Linked DNA regions of Homo sapiens: region 2 is linked to region 1. The links are chromatin loops, found by intact Hi-C in ENCODE. Cell type or tissue: gastrocnemius medialis. All regions are shown on one strand.

Evidence for each region. Peaks named below come from ENCODE experiments on the same cell type or tissue, not always from the same donor. Only the 100,000 strongest peaks of a DNase experiment are listed, where the experiment ranks them.
Region 2: a loop joins it to region 1, with 14 times the contacts of the local background. A loop is called at or near these places in 49 of 110 quality-filtered maps.

Annotation. Positions count from the first base shown.
Region 1 is chr7:76,287,898-76,295,897 of GRCh38, forward strand. No RefSeq gene overlaps it. Among named protein-coding and RNA genes, the nearest start is that of HSPB1, 11 kb to the right of the region's middle. RefSeq lists enhancers at 2,343-2,858, 3,515-3,824, 3,891-4,406, 6,757-6,896 and a cis regulatory region at 3,499-4,267. In gastrocnemius medialis, CTCF peaks have their summits at 3,904 (motif pointing right) and 4,124; DNase peaks (open chromatin) are centred at 3,934, 4,584, 6,564 and 6,954; H3K4me3 peaks cover 1,745 bases; H3K27ac peaks cover 4,475 bases.
Region 2 is chr7:76,173,581-76,181,580 of GRCh38, forward strand. It overlaps the pseudogene LOC100420548. Among named protein-coding and RNA genes, the nearest start is that of SRRM3, 24 kb to the right of the region's middle. In gastrocnemius medialis, a CTCF peak has its summit at 4,716 (motif pointing right); a DNase peak (open chromatin) is centred at 4,731; H3K4me3 peaks cover 317 bases.

The DNA.
Region 1 (8,000 bases):
GTTCGAGACCAGCCTGACCAACATGGTGAAACCCCGTCTCTACTGAAAATACAAAAATTAGCCGAGTGTGGTGGTGGGCACCTATAATCCCAGGTACTCAGGAGGCTGAGGCAGGAGAATCGCTTGAACCCGGGAGGCAAAGGTTGCAGTGAGCCGAGATCGAGCCACTGTACTCCTGCCTGGGCAACAGAGTGAGACTCTGTCTCAAAAAAGAAAGAAAAGAAAGAAGAGGAAGGAAAGAAAAAGGAAAGGAAGGAAGGAAAGAAAAGAAAAGAGGCCAGGCGCGGTGGCTCACCCCTGTAATCCCAGCACTTTGGGAGGCCGAGGCAGGCGGATCACGAGGTCAGGAGATCAAGACCGTCCTGGCTAACATGGTGAAAACCCATCTCTACTAAAAATACAAAAAATTAGCTGGGCATAATGGCAGGCACCTGTAGTCCCAGCTACTAGGGAGGCTGAGGCAGGAGAACGGCGTGAACCCGGGAGGCGGAGCTTGCAGTGAGCTGAGATTGCACCACTGCACTCCAGCCTGGGCAACAGAGCGAGACTCCGTCTCAAAAAAAAAAACAAAAAAACAAAAAAACAAAGGAAAGAAAGAAAAAAAACAAAGAAAAGAAAGAGAAAAGAAAGGAAAGAAATGGTGGCCACTTAGGGAAAACCCCGTGCCTGCCTCTGGCTAGGGACTAGCAGGGTGCCTGGAAAGAGTGGTTTACAGAAGTTAATTTCCTTTTTATTTATTTATTTATTAAAAATGTGAGGGCCAGGCTCAGTGGCTCCTGGCCTGTAATCACAGCACTTTGGGAGGCCAAGGCGGGCAGATCATGAGGTCAGAAGTTCAAGACCAGCCTGACCAACATGGAGAAACCCCGTCTCTACTAAAAATACAAAAATTAGCTGGGCGTGGTGGTGCATGCCTGTAATCCCAGCTACTTGGGAGGCTGAGGCAGGAGAATCGCTAGAACCCAGGAGATGGAGATTGCAGTGAGCTAAGATCACACCACTGCACTCCAGCCTAGGTGTCAGAGCGAGACTCTGTCTCAAAAAAAAAAAAACAAACTTGGAGACCAGGTCTCACTCAGTTGCCCAGGCTGGAGTGCAGTGACACGATCTCCATTCACTGTAGCCTTGACCTCCTGGGCTCAAGCAATCCTCCTACCTCAGCCTCCCTAATAGTTGGGACTACAGGTATGCACCACCATACCCAGCTAATTTTTGTATTTTTTTTTTGGTAGAGACAGGGTTTCACCATGTTGCCCAGGCTGGTCTCGAACTTCTGAGCTCAAGCAATCCTCCCAAAGTGCTGAGATTACAAGCATGAGCCACCGCTCCTGGCCTGTATTTCTTTCTTTTATTAGATCTAAAGAAATACACAATTCCTCCTCCTCCCCCTCTTTCTTGCCTCTAGCCTCTCTCTCCTCCTTCCCCTTCTTCTCCGTCATTTCTCTCTCTTAGAGTGGTGGGTTTTAAGCTTGTTTTGAATCAGGTCTTCTTCGAGAATCTGATGAAGGCTGAGAACCCTCCCAGAAGAATGTGCGCATGCCTGCAGTGTGGCTTGTAACACTGGATCTATCACACACATACTCACTCTGAAGGCTTTTAGCGTCCCACCGGTTAAGAACCCTGGTCCACCTCCAATGAGGGTGCGGCTGAGGTGGCCCCTGCTCCCACTTCTGTGTGGGCCATGACATAGGTGTCCTTGGCCCAGTCCCCAGAGCTGGGGCTGTGTCATGACATGACCCCATTCCAGCTTCTTTTCCCCAAAACTAGAAGGGGCACCTGACCAGTGGCTCTGTTTCCTATCCACGGAAGCTGTTCACAGAAGCCCTGGTGATTGGCCAGGTGCGGTGGCTCACGCCTGTAATCCCAGGCCTTTGGGGGGTCGAGGCAAGTGGCTCACTTGAGACCAGAATGGCCAACATGGTGAAACCCCGTCTCTACTAAAAATACAAAAAATTAGACAGGCGTGGTGGTGGGCGCCTGTAATCCCAGCCACTCTGGAGGCTGAGGCAGGAGAATCACCTGAACCTGGAAGGCAGAGGTTGCAGTGAGCCGAGATCCTGCCATTGCATTCCAGCCTGGGCAATAAGAGTGAAACTCCGTCTCTCTCTCTCTCCTCTCTCTCTCTCTCTCTCTCTCTCTCTCACACACACACACACACACACACAAAGAAAGAAAGAAAAAAAGATAACAAAAAGAAGCCCTCGTGATCTCTGTAACCCTTTCTAACAAGTTCAACAAAACGCCTCAAGGCAAGGGGCTGGGCTACGGGGAAGCAGACTTGGCCCTGTGCTAGAGATGCGTGAAACACATCTGCACATCTGAGTGGCAGCACAGTTGAGGTTGTCCTGCAACTCAGCCTGTCTCACACTGAGCATGGCACTGGGCCTAGGGACTCTGCTGTCTGGCTGCTCCGTCCCCCAACCTCCCATCCCATTCCGTCACTGCCCAGCCTGACTGCCTTCTGCACGCCACAGCCAGGCTGCTCCCAGCCATTGCAATTGCTTCCTTCCCACCCCACCTCAGCACCTGGCCCTACCGGCCTCCTCACTGGCCAGCCTGCCTCATTGCCTTCTCCAATCCCTCCTGCTTTTTTCTTTTCTTTCCTTTTTTTTTTTTTTTTTTTTTTTGCGACAGGGTCTCACTCTGTCGCTCAGGCTAGAGTGCAGTGGCACCATTATGGCTCACTGCAGCCTTGATCTCCTGGTCTCAAGAGATCTTCCTGCCTCAGCCTCCTGAGTAGCTGGGACTACGAGTGCACTCCACTACGCCGTTAATTTTTGCTTTTTTGTTTTCTTGTTTTTGTTTTGAGACAGAGTCTCGCTCTGTCACCCAGGCTGGAGTGCAGTGGCACAATCTCGGCTCACTGCAACCTTCGCCTCCTGGGTTCAAGCAATTCTCCTGCTTCAGCCTCCTGAGTAGCTGGGATTATAGGCATGCACCACCACACCCAGCTAGTTTTTGTGTTTTTAGTAGAGATGAGGTTTCACCATGTTGGCCAGGCTGGTCTCAAACTCCTGACTTCAAGTGATCCACCCACCTCGACCTCCCAAAGTGCTGGGATTACAGGCATGAGCCACTGCACCCGGCCATTATTTTTTGTACAGACGGGATCTCGCTATGTTGCCCAGGCTGGTCTCACACTCCTGGCCTAGAGCGATCCTCCTGCCTCAGTCTCCCAAAGCACTGGGATTCCAGGCATGAACCACCATGCCTGACCACTCCCATTATTTCTAACATGCAGATCTGAACACCCATTCACTCATTCCACAAATACTTATTGAACAATTCCTATGTCCCCTGCAGAGTGGCTGGCTCTGAGGACACAGTACTGAATAAATGAGACAGAACTCCTTGCCATGCAGAACCTGCCTCCTGAGGCCACATCCACCAGCTCACAGGCCTTGGAAGGCCTTCTGAGTGACTCCACCTGGCACGTGCCATCCTTGGCTCCTCCCAGGGCGCCCTCCCACCTTATCTCCCATCGCTGCCCTTGATTCCAATACCCCGAGCCCAGCTGGCGCCCCTCATGCCCTCTCTGCCTCCACGGGTTCAGGTGAGCTCACAGGCCAAGGCCCAGCTCAGCCACCTCCTCCTCCATGCGGCCTTCCTGATGTGCAGCTGCCGTGACTACTCCTGTCTCTGGGGTTCTCTGGGAGCCTGTGTTTAGGGCCCAGTCTCTTCTTCCAGTGATTTATTTGCTAGCATGTTTATCTCTCCCCAAAGCTCTGAGCTTCTGGAGGCCAGGACATGTCTTCCTTGTCTCTGCATCGCCCACGTAGGCCACTTTGAAATGTTTGTTGAATGAGTCATCGAGTGAAGGAAGGAACCCGCAGAGGAACGGTTGCAGAAACTTTGGGGGAGGCCTGGGCACCAAAGGCGAGGCGTGGTGGCGGAAAGCCGACACTAGAGGGCGACAGAGAGTAAGGGAAAAAATGCAGCCAGGACCAACAGGCTTGGAGCAGAGAGATGCCTGGGCCAGGGCTCGTCCCAGCCTGGAAGCCCCAAGCCTTCGTCCTCCATGCCTGCCCTGGCTTCGTGGGGAAGGGGTGGGGAGCATACCAGCCCCCCCCCCGCCCCACCCCGTCTGAACTCAGTCAGCCGACTGAACTCTGCTCTATACCCTGGGGAAAGGGAAGAATAGGACCAGGACGGCCGGCAGGAAAACAGGAAACTCCAGTCCCAGAGCAGCGGGCAGAAGACCGTCCCCAGGATGTGGGCACTTCTCGCCAGAGGGTCCTGAGCCTGGGGCGCACTCTTCTGGTTTGGGGTAAACTTGGTCCTCTCGTGGTCTCTCTCTCTTCAGATAGGGCCCAGGGGAGCCCCCACTCCATACCACGTTTTTCCTTCCAACACATACAGCAGCCAGGAGGCCGGACAGAGCTTTCCGGTTTCCTGTTTTCACAACTGTATTTTCCCCTTTCTCCTTAATCAGTTTCCTACAGCCCCAGACAGGGTGACAGGCCACAGGGCACCTGCCCAGCTTGGCTGTCCCAGCCTGTCCCCCATCCCCTCACCACCCCCAACTTTTTTTTTTTTTTTTTTGAGACAGAGTCTCGTTGTGTCACCCGGGCTGGAGTGCAGTGAGTGGTGCAATCTCAGCTCACTACAACCCCCACCTCCCAGGTTCAAGCAATTCTCAAGCTTCAGCCTCCTAAGAGCTGGGACTTTGGGTTTGCACCACCATGCCCGGCTAATTTTTGTAGGTTTTTTTTTTTCTTTTGAGATGGAGTTTCACTCTTGTCGCCAGGCTGGAGTGCAATGGCACGATCTCGGCTCACTGCAACCTCCACCTCCCGGGTTAAAGTGACTCTCCTGCCTCAGTCTCCTGAGTAGCTGAGATTACAGGTGTGCACCACCACACCTGGCTAATTTTTGTATTTTTAGTAGAGATGGGATTTCACCATGTTGGCCAGGCTGGTCTCGAACCCCTGACCTCAGGTGATCTGCCCACCTCAGCCTCCCAAAGTGCTGGGATTACAGGCGTGAGCCACTGCGCCTGGCCTAATTTTTGTATTTTTAGTAGGAACAGGGTTTCACCATGTTGGCCAGGCTGGTCTCAAACTCCTGGCCTCAAGCAATCCACCTGCCTCAGCCTCCCAAAGCGCTGGGATTACAGGCATGAGCCACCTCGTGCGGCCTGCCTGCCTTTTTTTGAGACGTTCTAGAAGACCCCGGGCCTCCTGCCTTCCTCTCTCAGTTGAGGGAATACTCAGCAAACTGGCCCCATCACCAGGCACCTGCTGGCCTCCAGGCCCCCCTCCACTCACCCAAGGAGGCATCTTAGAGACCCAGATGCCTGGGGGTCTCCTACCTCCCCCTCCACCTACCCAAGGAGGCATCTTAGAGACCCAGATGCCTGGGGGTCTCCTACCTCCCCCTCCACCTACCCACTTTCTAGGGCTCTCTTAAGGGGGAAATCTAAATCTATCTCGGGATAGGAATCCCACTCTCCCGCAGGCTTAAGGAGGACTCCTGCCTCATTCACCCCTTTTCTCCATCTCACTCTGATTTAAAGCAGCGCAGGTCATATCCAGGCTTAGCTGGCCAACAGGGAGGGAACGTTCCCATCTCAGGCCTGGTGAGTGTCTCCTGTCCTCCCCTCACTCCTACCTCCACTGTTTAAAAAATGATTCTATGATACTCGTTAAAGCACGAGCAGGAACATTTTATTCAGGATCATCACAAGAGATATCTAGGCAAGACTGCAATGGGATTGTGCAGTGGAGGAAGAGAGATTGGGCTCAACTCTGAAGAGAGCACGGGCAAGGGAGAATTTATGGCCCAGGAGCAGGGTGGCGTGAGTGGATGGAAAATTACTAAGAGGAAATACTGGGGGGTTCTGGCTCAACTGACCTAGCAGGATTCTAGCTGAAGGCCAGCCAGGGAGATCAGACACCACCTGGGAGATGGTAGAGGATGAGGAACCTGATTGGAGGGTGATCAGATCTCAAGGGTGAGCGGCTCTTGCTAAACAGGTTTCTTGCAAAAACTGGATTTACGAACAGGGCGCAGTGGCTCACGCCTGTAATCCCAGCACATTGGGAGGCCAAGGCGGGTGGATCACCTGAGGTCAGGAGTTCAAGACCAGCCTGACCAACATGGTGAACCCCCATCTCTACTAAAAATACAAACTTAGCCAGGCATGGTGGCTCATGCCTGTAATCCCAGCTACTCGGGAGGCTAAGTGAGGCAGGAGAATCGCTTGAACCCAGGAGTCAGAGGTTGCAGTGAGCTGAGATTGCGCCATTGCACTCCAGCCTGGGCAACAGAGCGAGACTCTGTCGGCGGGGGGGTGGGGAAGACTGGATTTATGCAGAGGGGCTTAGGAGGTTCCAGAGTCTGAGTAAAGTTTGGTCAAACGGGGGATCTTTGTCACCCCTTCCCATGTGCACAGCCCTGTCCTGCAGCATTTAGGCTGTGGAGTGGGTAATGCAGGGGACCTGGAGGGGAGGGGAAGAATGGAGGAGAAACTGTTGATTCACGGCCCTGGAAGGAGACTTAGAACATCCAGTCCAATGGTTTCATTGTACAGATCAAGAAAATGAGTCACGGATGCCGGCCCTTGGCCAAGGCTGCAGTCAAAGACATCCAGGTCCCCAGACTCCAGAGCTAGACAGCCAGAGCGGGAGGGGCGGGAGGACAGATCCCCAGCCCTCCCACCTGGTCCCTCTGTGGCCCCCGCTTCAGTGGTGATGGGGGTGGCATGGCCCCCTCCCAGTCCAGCCAGAAACCAGAGGTCCAGGGAGTGGGGCAGGCTGGAGGTGGGTTTTTAGAAGCGGACTCCCAGAGAGACAGTGTCTAGACGTTTCCAGAAAGACCCAGCGTCCCCTCTACCCCACCCCCGGCGCTCTGATTACTGTCGTCCATATTTTCAATTCCCAGCAGGCCCGGGGGCTGGCGTCATCCATCAGCTGTCAGGCCTCTCCAGGGAGCTCGGGCAGCTGCCTGGAGACTCTGGCACTTTCTCTGAGGCGGGGCCAGTGAAGGCGGGGCTGGTTCAGCCGCAGTTGGCAGAGGCCTGCAGAGGGCGTGGCCAGCATGGTCAAGGCCTTGGGCGCAGGGAAAGGAAGGGGGTTAGTCTTGGGGCTGCTGCTGAGCACCCCACATTTGGGGGCTAGAGATGAGGGGAGGGACCGTCCAATGAAGGACTCCCTGGACCTTGCAGTGGGCAATGAAGAAGGGGAAGGGCCATGACCTGCCCTCTCACCCTCCCCCAACCCCACTCCACGGTGGCTTCTGGGAAATCCCTGGGGCTAGAATTTTCCTTTTTTTTTTTTTTTTTTTTTTTTTTTTTTGAGACAGAGTCTTGCTCTGTTGCCCAGGCTGGAGTGCAGTGGCACGATCTTGGCTCACTGCAACCTCCACCTCCTGGGTTCAAGTGATTCTCCTGCCTCAGCCTCCTGAGTAGCTGGGATTACAGGCACATGCCACCACGCCTGGCTAATTTTTGTATTTTTAGTAAAGACGGGGTTTCACCCTGTTGGTCACGCTGGCCTCGAACTCCTGACTTCATGATCCACCCGTCTCGGCCTCCCAAAGTACTGGGATTACAGGCGTGAGCCACTGCGCCCAGCCTGCATTTTCTTCTCTATCCCAGAAAAACCACCCCTGGCATCTCAGTGCTCTGGATGCTGGAGCCAGCCACAGACTGACAGAGAACAGCTGGGCAGGGGGGCATGTGGGAGCCGCCACCCAGCCCTGGCCCCCTTGCCCAGCTCGGTTGCCCAGTGGGGAGGGCAGAGTGCAGCCTCCTAGAAAAAAGGCACCCGGTTAGGCTGGAAGACATGCACTCCTGCCCCTGTGCCCTGGAAGCCCACAGCCCTCTCTGAACTGTCTGGGAAGTCTCCCCCTTGCTGGATGGAGAATAGGGAGGTCTGAGACCCTTACCAGCTTTGTGACCCTGGGGCCATTCTGACCCTCAGTTTTCTCATCTCAATAAATGGGACTCCTAGCTGGATGCCTTGGCTCATGCCTGTAAGCCCAGGTAGTCAGGAGACTAA
Region 2 (8,000 bases), 110 kb before region 1:
AGATGGGGAGCACCATCCTGGGGGCCAGGGGCTGATGGGGACAGGGATGCCTTCTGCAGTGGCGCCCGCGGTGGGCCCCGACCGCCTGGAGGGGCAAGGCTGGGGCAGGGTGGCCCTGGACTTGGCTGACAGGTGTCATTTCCTGCTTCCCTTCACAGGTCAGACAAGGGCAGCATGTCTGAAGACTGCGGGCCAGGTGAGAAGGAATAGGGCCCACTGTGTATGTCATGGTCCGGGAGGGCAACCACCAGCCCTACCCGGCAGCCTTGGCGGGGAGCTCAACTCAGCCCATGAGCCTGGAGTGCTAACGAGCCTCCTCTGCCCACCTGCATCTCCCAGGCCTCACAGCGCTGAGGTGCAAGGCATGCTGGGAGCTTACTGGGGTCGGGGACATGGAGAGCTGGGTGCTGGCCATCACCACTGCCTCCTGTTGATGCCTAGACCCAGGCCCCAGGATCTTGGACCAGCAGCCTCCCCTCTAGGGGGTCTTAGTCACTGGGTCTGTAAATTGGAGCCTCTAAGCCTGGCCTGAGGGCCCCCCTGACCTCCAGTTCTGGTCTGGGCAGGAGCCAGGGGACTGACATGACTTGTCCTAGGTAGGGCCTCAATAACAAGTTACAGACAACAGAATGTTCTGGAAAGACTCACTCTGCCCAGTCAGGCTTGTGCCAGACTTGACCAGATCCTTCCTTTCCTCCTTGCAGGAACCTCTGGGGAGCTGGGTGGGCTGAGGCCGATCAAAATTGAACCAGAGGTTCTGGACATCATTCAGGTCACTGTCCCAGGTAAGGGACGGGCGTCTGACCACCCCCTGCAGAAATCAGGGCCGTATCGTTAGCCTCCCGAGGGTCTGCCCTGGTGAAGAAGAGGCCTCCAGGCCACTGTTTCTCTCCGTGGATTCTGAGAAACATCAGGGTATTGTGAATGCTTTTTCTGGCCACATCTGTCCCCTGCATTGAGAATCAGCGTTCTCAGCTCTGACCTTCCAGAAGGTCCCCTCAAACTTCACCTCCCTGGCTTGGCTTCCCTGGGATTTGTGAGGCTGGTGAGAAGAAAAAGGCATGAGCGTGAGAGGCTCTGAGTTGGACCCTACCCCCTGCCCAGCCTCATTTTCCACATCTTCAGAGGAGAGGGTAGATTTGGGCACTGGATCCTCAGTATGGGGTGACTGTCAGAAGCCAAGAGGGTGCCGGGCACAGTGGCTCATGCTTGTAATCCTGGCATTTTGGGTGGCTGACATGGGAGGATTGCTTGAGGCTAGGAGTTCAAGACCAGCCTGGGCAACATAACAAGACCCCCATCTCTACTAAAAATACAAAGAGTTAACCAGATGTGGTGGTGTGTGCCTGTCAGTGTAGCTTCTCAGGAGGCTGAGGCAGGAGGATCACTTGAGACCAAGAGCTGGAGGCTGCAGTGAGCTGTGATCGCACCACTGCACTCCAGCCTGGGCAACAGAGTGAGACCCTATCTCAAAAAAAAAAAAAATGACTGGGCGCAGTGGCTCACGTCTGTAATCCCAGCACTTTGGGAGGCCGAGGCGGGCAGATCACCAGAGGTCAGGAGTTTGAGACCAGCCTGGCCAACATGGTGAAACCCCATCTCTACTAAAAACACAAAAATTAGCCAGGCATGGTGGCTCACGCCTGGTAGTCCCAGCTACTCGGGAGGCTGAGGAAGGAGAATCGCTTGAACCCAGGAGGCAGAGGTTACAGTGAGCCGACATGGCGCCACTGCACTCCAGCCTGGACGACAGTGTGAGACTCCATCTCGAACCAAAAAAAAAAGAGAGAAAGAAAAAGACCCTTGCCTGTGGGGAGACTGGGCTGGGTGGTCCCTGAAGGACTGTGACAGGAGTATGACAGGCAGAAGACACCCATGTCATTTGGAGTTTTGTCTTCAGATGCCTTGCCAACCTCTGAGGAAATGACAGACTCAATGCCTGGGCACCTGCCATCGGAGGATTCTGGTTATGGGATGGAGACGCTGACAGGTAAGAAATGGACCTGGGCTGGTGGTGCTTAGGACTCATCTCCCCAGGGAGCAAACGGAAAGGGGTGGGCCAGGCAGGCCCCAGACTTTTCTTGATTTTGACCGCCTCTAGTAGAGGAAACCCAATATATGCCTGACCCCAATCCAAGGCTGGGTTCCTTTTGGAAACCTCAAGTAGGCTCTATTTATTTATTTAGAGACTTTGGAGCAATCTCAGCTCATTGCAACCTCCGCCTCCCGAGTTCAAGCGATTTTCCTGCCTCAGCCTCCTGAGTAGCTGGGATTACAGGCACGTGCCACCATGCCTGGCTAATTTTGTATTTTTAGTAGAGACAGGCTTTCACCATGTTGGTCAGGCTGGTCTCGAACTCCTGACCTCAGGTGATCCACCCTCATCAGCCTCCCAAAGTGCTGGGATTTTAGGCGTGAGCCACCACACCCGACCATAGGCCCCATTTCTAACAAGGCCCAGCATGCTTCCCAGGAGCCACCTGTTGGGATTAATTTGTCCGTTTATCCAACAGCTATTTATTGAGCATCTATTGTGTACCAGGTCCTGTGTAAGGAGCTGGAGACAAAGCAGTGAACCAAGCAGAAGTACCCACCTCCTGGGGTGCACATCTGCCTGTGAAGAGATAGATGGATAGTAAGCAAATAAGTAAAATAGGCAGGCTAAGGTGGCTCATGCCTGTAATCCCAACACTTTGGGAAGCCAAAGCGAGGGGATTACTTGAGGCTGGGAGTTCAAGATCAGCCTGGGCAACATAGAGAGACCCATCTCTTAAATGTTTTGAGATGGAGCCTTACTCTGTTTCCCAGGCTGGAGTGCAGTGGCGCGATCTCAGCTCACTGCAACCTCCGCCTCCTGGGTTCAAGCACTTCTCCTGCCTCAACCTCCTGAGTAGCTGGGATTACAGGTGCCCGCCACCATGCCTGGCTAACTGTTTTGCATTTTTAGTAGAGGCGGGGTTTCACCATGATGGCCAGGCAGGTCTCGAACTCCTGACCTCAAATGATCCTCCTGCCTCGGCCTCCCAAAGAGCTGGGATTACAGGCGTGAGCCAACGCACCCTGACTCAACAAATATTTATTGAGCACCTACTGTGTACTAGGTCCTGCACAAGGCGCTGGGGAAAAAGCAGTGGACCAAACAGATGTCCCCACCTCCTAGGGTACACATCCTCATGTGGAGAGATAAACAGTAAGCAAATAAGTAATATAAGCAGGGCAAGGTGGCTCACGCCTGGCTCACCTCCCAGGAAGGCCCTCAAAAGGGCTCTGGCAGCTTTGCCCCCTACACAGGCATGAGACACAGGGGTTGAGATTCCTGGCCCTGTGGCACCGGGTGGCCTTACAGCAGCCATGTCTCTGCAGCCAAGGCCATTGGCATCTCGGAGCCCGTCAAGGTGCCATACTCCAAGTTTCTGATGCACCCGGAGGAGCTGTTTGTGGTGGGGCTGCCTGAAGGCATCTCTCTCCACAGGCCCAACTGCTTCGGGATCGCCAAGCTCTGGAAGATTCTGGAGGCCAGCAACAGCATCCAGTTTGTCATCAAGAGGTAAGGCCCGACCAGGTCCACGGGAGACAGCACCGGGCCTGCTCAGCACCCAGGGTCAGGAGCAGCACCAAATTGCCATCAAGCGATTTTTGTGCCTCAGCCACCCGAATAGCTGGGACCACAGGTGTGTGCCACCATGCCCAGCTAATTTTTTGATTGATTGATTAATTGATTGGTTGGTTGATTGATTTTATTTTTTTAGAGATAGGGTCTGGCCATATCGCCCAGACTGTTCTCAAACTCCTGGACTCAAGCCATCTCCTGCCTGGGCCTCCCAAAGTGATTACAGGCGTGAGCCACCGTGCCTGGCCACTATTTCTTTCTTTTTTTTTTCTTTAGACAGAGTCTCACTCTGTCTCCCAGGCTGGAGTGCAGTGGTGCAGTCTTGGCTCACTGCAACCACAGCCTCCTGGGTTCAAGCAATTCTCCTGACTCAGCCTCTTGAGTAGCTGAGACTACAGGTGCCTGCCACCATGCCCGGTTAATTTTTGTATTTTTAGCAGAGACGGGGTTTCACCATGTTGGCCAGGCTGGTCTTGAACTCCTGACCTCAGGTGATCCGGCCACCTCAGCCTCCCAAAGTGCTGGGATTACAGGCATGAGCCACAGCGCCCGGCCTTTGTTTTGTTTTTGAGATCAGGTCTCCCTCTGTTTCCCAGGCTGGAGTGCAGTGGTACAATCATAGCTCACTGCAGCCTCCACCTTCCAGGCCCAAGTGATCCTCTTGCCTCAGCCTCCTGAGTAGCTGGGACTACAGGCATATGCCACCACACCTAATTTTTTTTTTTGTAGAGTCGGGGTCGCTCTATGTTGCTCAGGCTGGTCTCCAACTCCTGGATTCCTCCCACCTCAGTCTCCCAAAGTGCTGGGATTACAGGCATAAGCCACCCACCAGGTGGAGAACCAGTCTTTAAATAACAGAGTGTGGGAGTAGGGGGCGCCCAGGGCGAAGGTACTTAGACAGCAGAAGAGTCCATCCAGCAAAGAAGCTGCTGTTAAGTCCTGGGGCCACCCAGCCACGCTGGGTAATTATAAAGAAAGCAAGTCTCGAGTCTCGTCTGCGATCGCGGACGGGATGAACAGCGTAACCTAGAACAACCCTGACCTCCACGAGGAGGACCTGGTCTCCCGCAGGCCACAACTCCCCCGCAGTTCCCGCCTGCTGCCTGCAGAGGGAGCCAGAGGCTGAGGCTGCACCAGCCCTGCTCCAGCCCCGGGAGGTCACGGTCGGCAGAATGCTCATTAGCATTCCAGAGCCAAATCCAGCTTCCGGCTCTGTCTGGTCTCTGCTCATCTAGGCAGGAGGGACAGCCGCCTTCAGACGGCGAGAAGGGAGGCCGGAGTGGATCCAGGAGGGCGGTGGAAACCGGAGACACAGTATCGGTGCAGGAAGTGCAGAAGCTGTCATCTTGCCCAAGAGAAGCAAGGCAGAGACCAAGCACGGTGGCTCACGCCTGTAATCCCAGCGCTTTGGGAGGCCCAGGTGGGAAGATCCCTTTAGCCCAGTTCAAGACAAGCCTGGGCAACATAGTGAGACTGCCCCCCACCTCCCATGTCTCTACAAAAAATTTAAAAATTAGCCGGGGATGGTGGTGCATATCACCCATATACCCAGCTACTTGGGAGGCTGAGGCAGGAGGATTGCCTGAGCCCAGGAGATGGAGGCTGCAATGAGTTATGATCATGCCACTGCACTCCAGCCTGGCCAAAAAGCCAGATCCTGTCTTAAAATTTAAAAACAGAGAGAGGAGCAAGGTGGTGCCCCACAAGATGAATTGTCAGGGAAACTTCCATTAACCAGGTAACCTTGACTCCCTCCTGGCTCCACTGCCCTGTGGGGACAGCAGGGACAGGACATTCCTGCCTGACATGCCCAGGGGATAGGGATCAATTACTCCAAACTCAGGGTGGGAGGAAGCTGCTGGGGACAAGGAGGGAGAGCTGGAGCCTGCCCTGCAGCCACTATGGATGTCTGCAGTAATCTCCATCCAGAGGCCGGGCATAGTGGCCTACTCCTGTAATCCCAGCACTTTGGGAGGCTGAGGCGGGCAGATCACGAGGTCAAGAGATTGAGACCATCCTGGCCAACAGTGTGAAACCCCATCTCTACTAAAAGTACAAAAAATTAGCCAGGCATGGTGGCGTGTGTCTGTAGTCCCAGCTACTCGGGAGACTGAGGCAGGAGAATTGCTTGAACCCGGGAGGTGGAGGTTGCAGTAAGCCAAGCTCGTGACACTGCAGGGGGCCTGGAGACAGAGCAAGACTCTGTTTCAAAAACAAAAATAGGCCAGGCGCAGTGGCTTACGCCTGTAATCCCAGCACTTTGGGAGGCGGAGGTGGGAAGATCACGAGGTCAGGAGATCGAGACCATCCTGGCTAACATGGTGAAACCCCGTCTCTACTAAAAATACAAAAAAATTAGCGGGGCGTGGTGGCAGGCGCCTGTAGTCCCAGCTACTAGGGAGGCTGAGGCAGGAGAATGGCATGAACCCAGGAGGCGGAGCTTGCAGTGAGCTGAGATTGTGCCACTGCACTCCAGCCTGGGTGACAGAGCGAGACTCCATCTCAAAATACAAATAAAAATAAATAAATAAATAAATAATAAATAAAAAAATTAAAATCCCCATCCAGGCGCTGGCAGGCTCTAGCCTACAGGGGGCTGGGCCCGGGTCTCCCGGTGCTTGCCTCTGTGGGTCCCAGTTCCTAATCTCGTAGGGCTTGAGATGGAATTCCTCAGTTTCCCCACTCGCAGAGGCTGCCCACATCCCGCCCCTGCCTGCGCCCTGGCCCCCACGGACTCATAACTTGGGGCGAACTTCCTGCATCAGCCAGAGCTGGCCAGCCAGAAATGAGTTCTTTTCCTCCTCTTAATTTTCTTCTAGTTGCTTAAGTTTCCTCGCAAAGTCTAAGGGGGTCACCCTGGGTCAGGCAGAACAAGATGCTGAGAGATAGGACCAGGTGGGCTGATCTGGGGCTGGTTTGTACCAGCACAGCAGATGTGATTGTGAGATGGGGAAATGTCTGAACTGACTCATCAACAGTGGTGGCCCCAGTCTGCAGATCCTCTCCTGCGACCCCCCTGGGAGCCCCCCAACCCCACCCCACCCATGGAAAACAGTAATCTTAACAAATGACATTTGCAAAGGCCTTGTTTCCAAATGAGGCCATATTCTGAGAAACTGGGACTTAGGACTTCAATACATGAATTTTTAGGAATAAAATTCAACCCATCCCACTAAATATATGGAGTAAAAAGTTGAGAGCACCCTACACACAATACACATTCCAAAGGCAATTTCCATCTTCATTCTAGATGTTTGTCCTTCGAGATCTTTTTCTATTCATTGATTTGTTTATTTATTTGAGACAGGATCTTGCTCTGTCGCCCAGGCTGGAGTGCAGTGGCGCGATCTCGGCTCACTGCAACCACTGCCTCCCGGGTTCAAGCGATTCTCCTGCCTCGGCCTCCGGAGTGGCTGGGATTACAGGGATGCGCCACCATGCCATACTATTTTTTGTATTTTTAGTAGAGATGGGGTTTCACATTGTTGGCCAGGCTGGCCTCGAACTCCTGACCTCAGGTGATCCACCCATCTCAGCCTACCAAAGTGCTGGGATTACAGACATGAGCCACCTCACGTGGCCTAGTGAGTAATTATTTTAATAGCACAGTAGGCCAGGCGCCATGGCTCACACCTGTAATCCCAGCACTTTGGAAGGCCGAGGTGGGCGGATCTCGAGGTCAGGAGATCGAGACCATCCTGGCTAACACAGTGAAACCCCGTCTTTACTAAAAATACAAAAAAAAAATTAGCCGGGCGTGGTGGCGTGCACCTGTAGTCCCAGCTACTCAGGAGGTTGAGGCAGGAGAATTGCTTGAACCCGGGAGATGCAGGTTGCAGTGAACCGAGATTGCACCATTGCACTCTAGCCTGGGCGACAGAGTGAGACTCCGTCTCAAAAACAAAAACAAACAAACAAAAAAACCAGCGTCCTCCCTGCAGATGAGCAGGAGATCGAAGGGCCCAAGAATAAGGTGCTGACCCCCAGCACACACCCACAGAGCTGCCCCCTCCCCAACCAAGCTTTGGCCCAAAGGGAGGGTCCCAATGCAGGGCTTTGGAGTGGTTTCCCAGTGGGTTCACTATTCCCTATTCTCTCCGCAAGGCCAAAGCTAATAAACGAAGTGCTGATCTGCCTCCAAAGCCTCTCCCCAGCCTATTAGATGACAACAGATGTGTATCGTAGGATTCCATATATGGGGGTAAAATGTATTTGCAGTTGAATATAAAAGCATAGAGGCTGGGCACGGTGGCTCGTGCCTGTAATCCCAGTACTTTGGGAGGCCAAGGCAGGAAGATTGCTTGAGCCCAGGAGTTCGAAACCAGCCTGGTCAACATAGTGAGACCTCGTCTCTATCAAAACTAAAAAAATTTTGCCAGGTGTGGTGGTG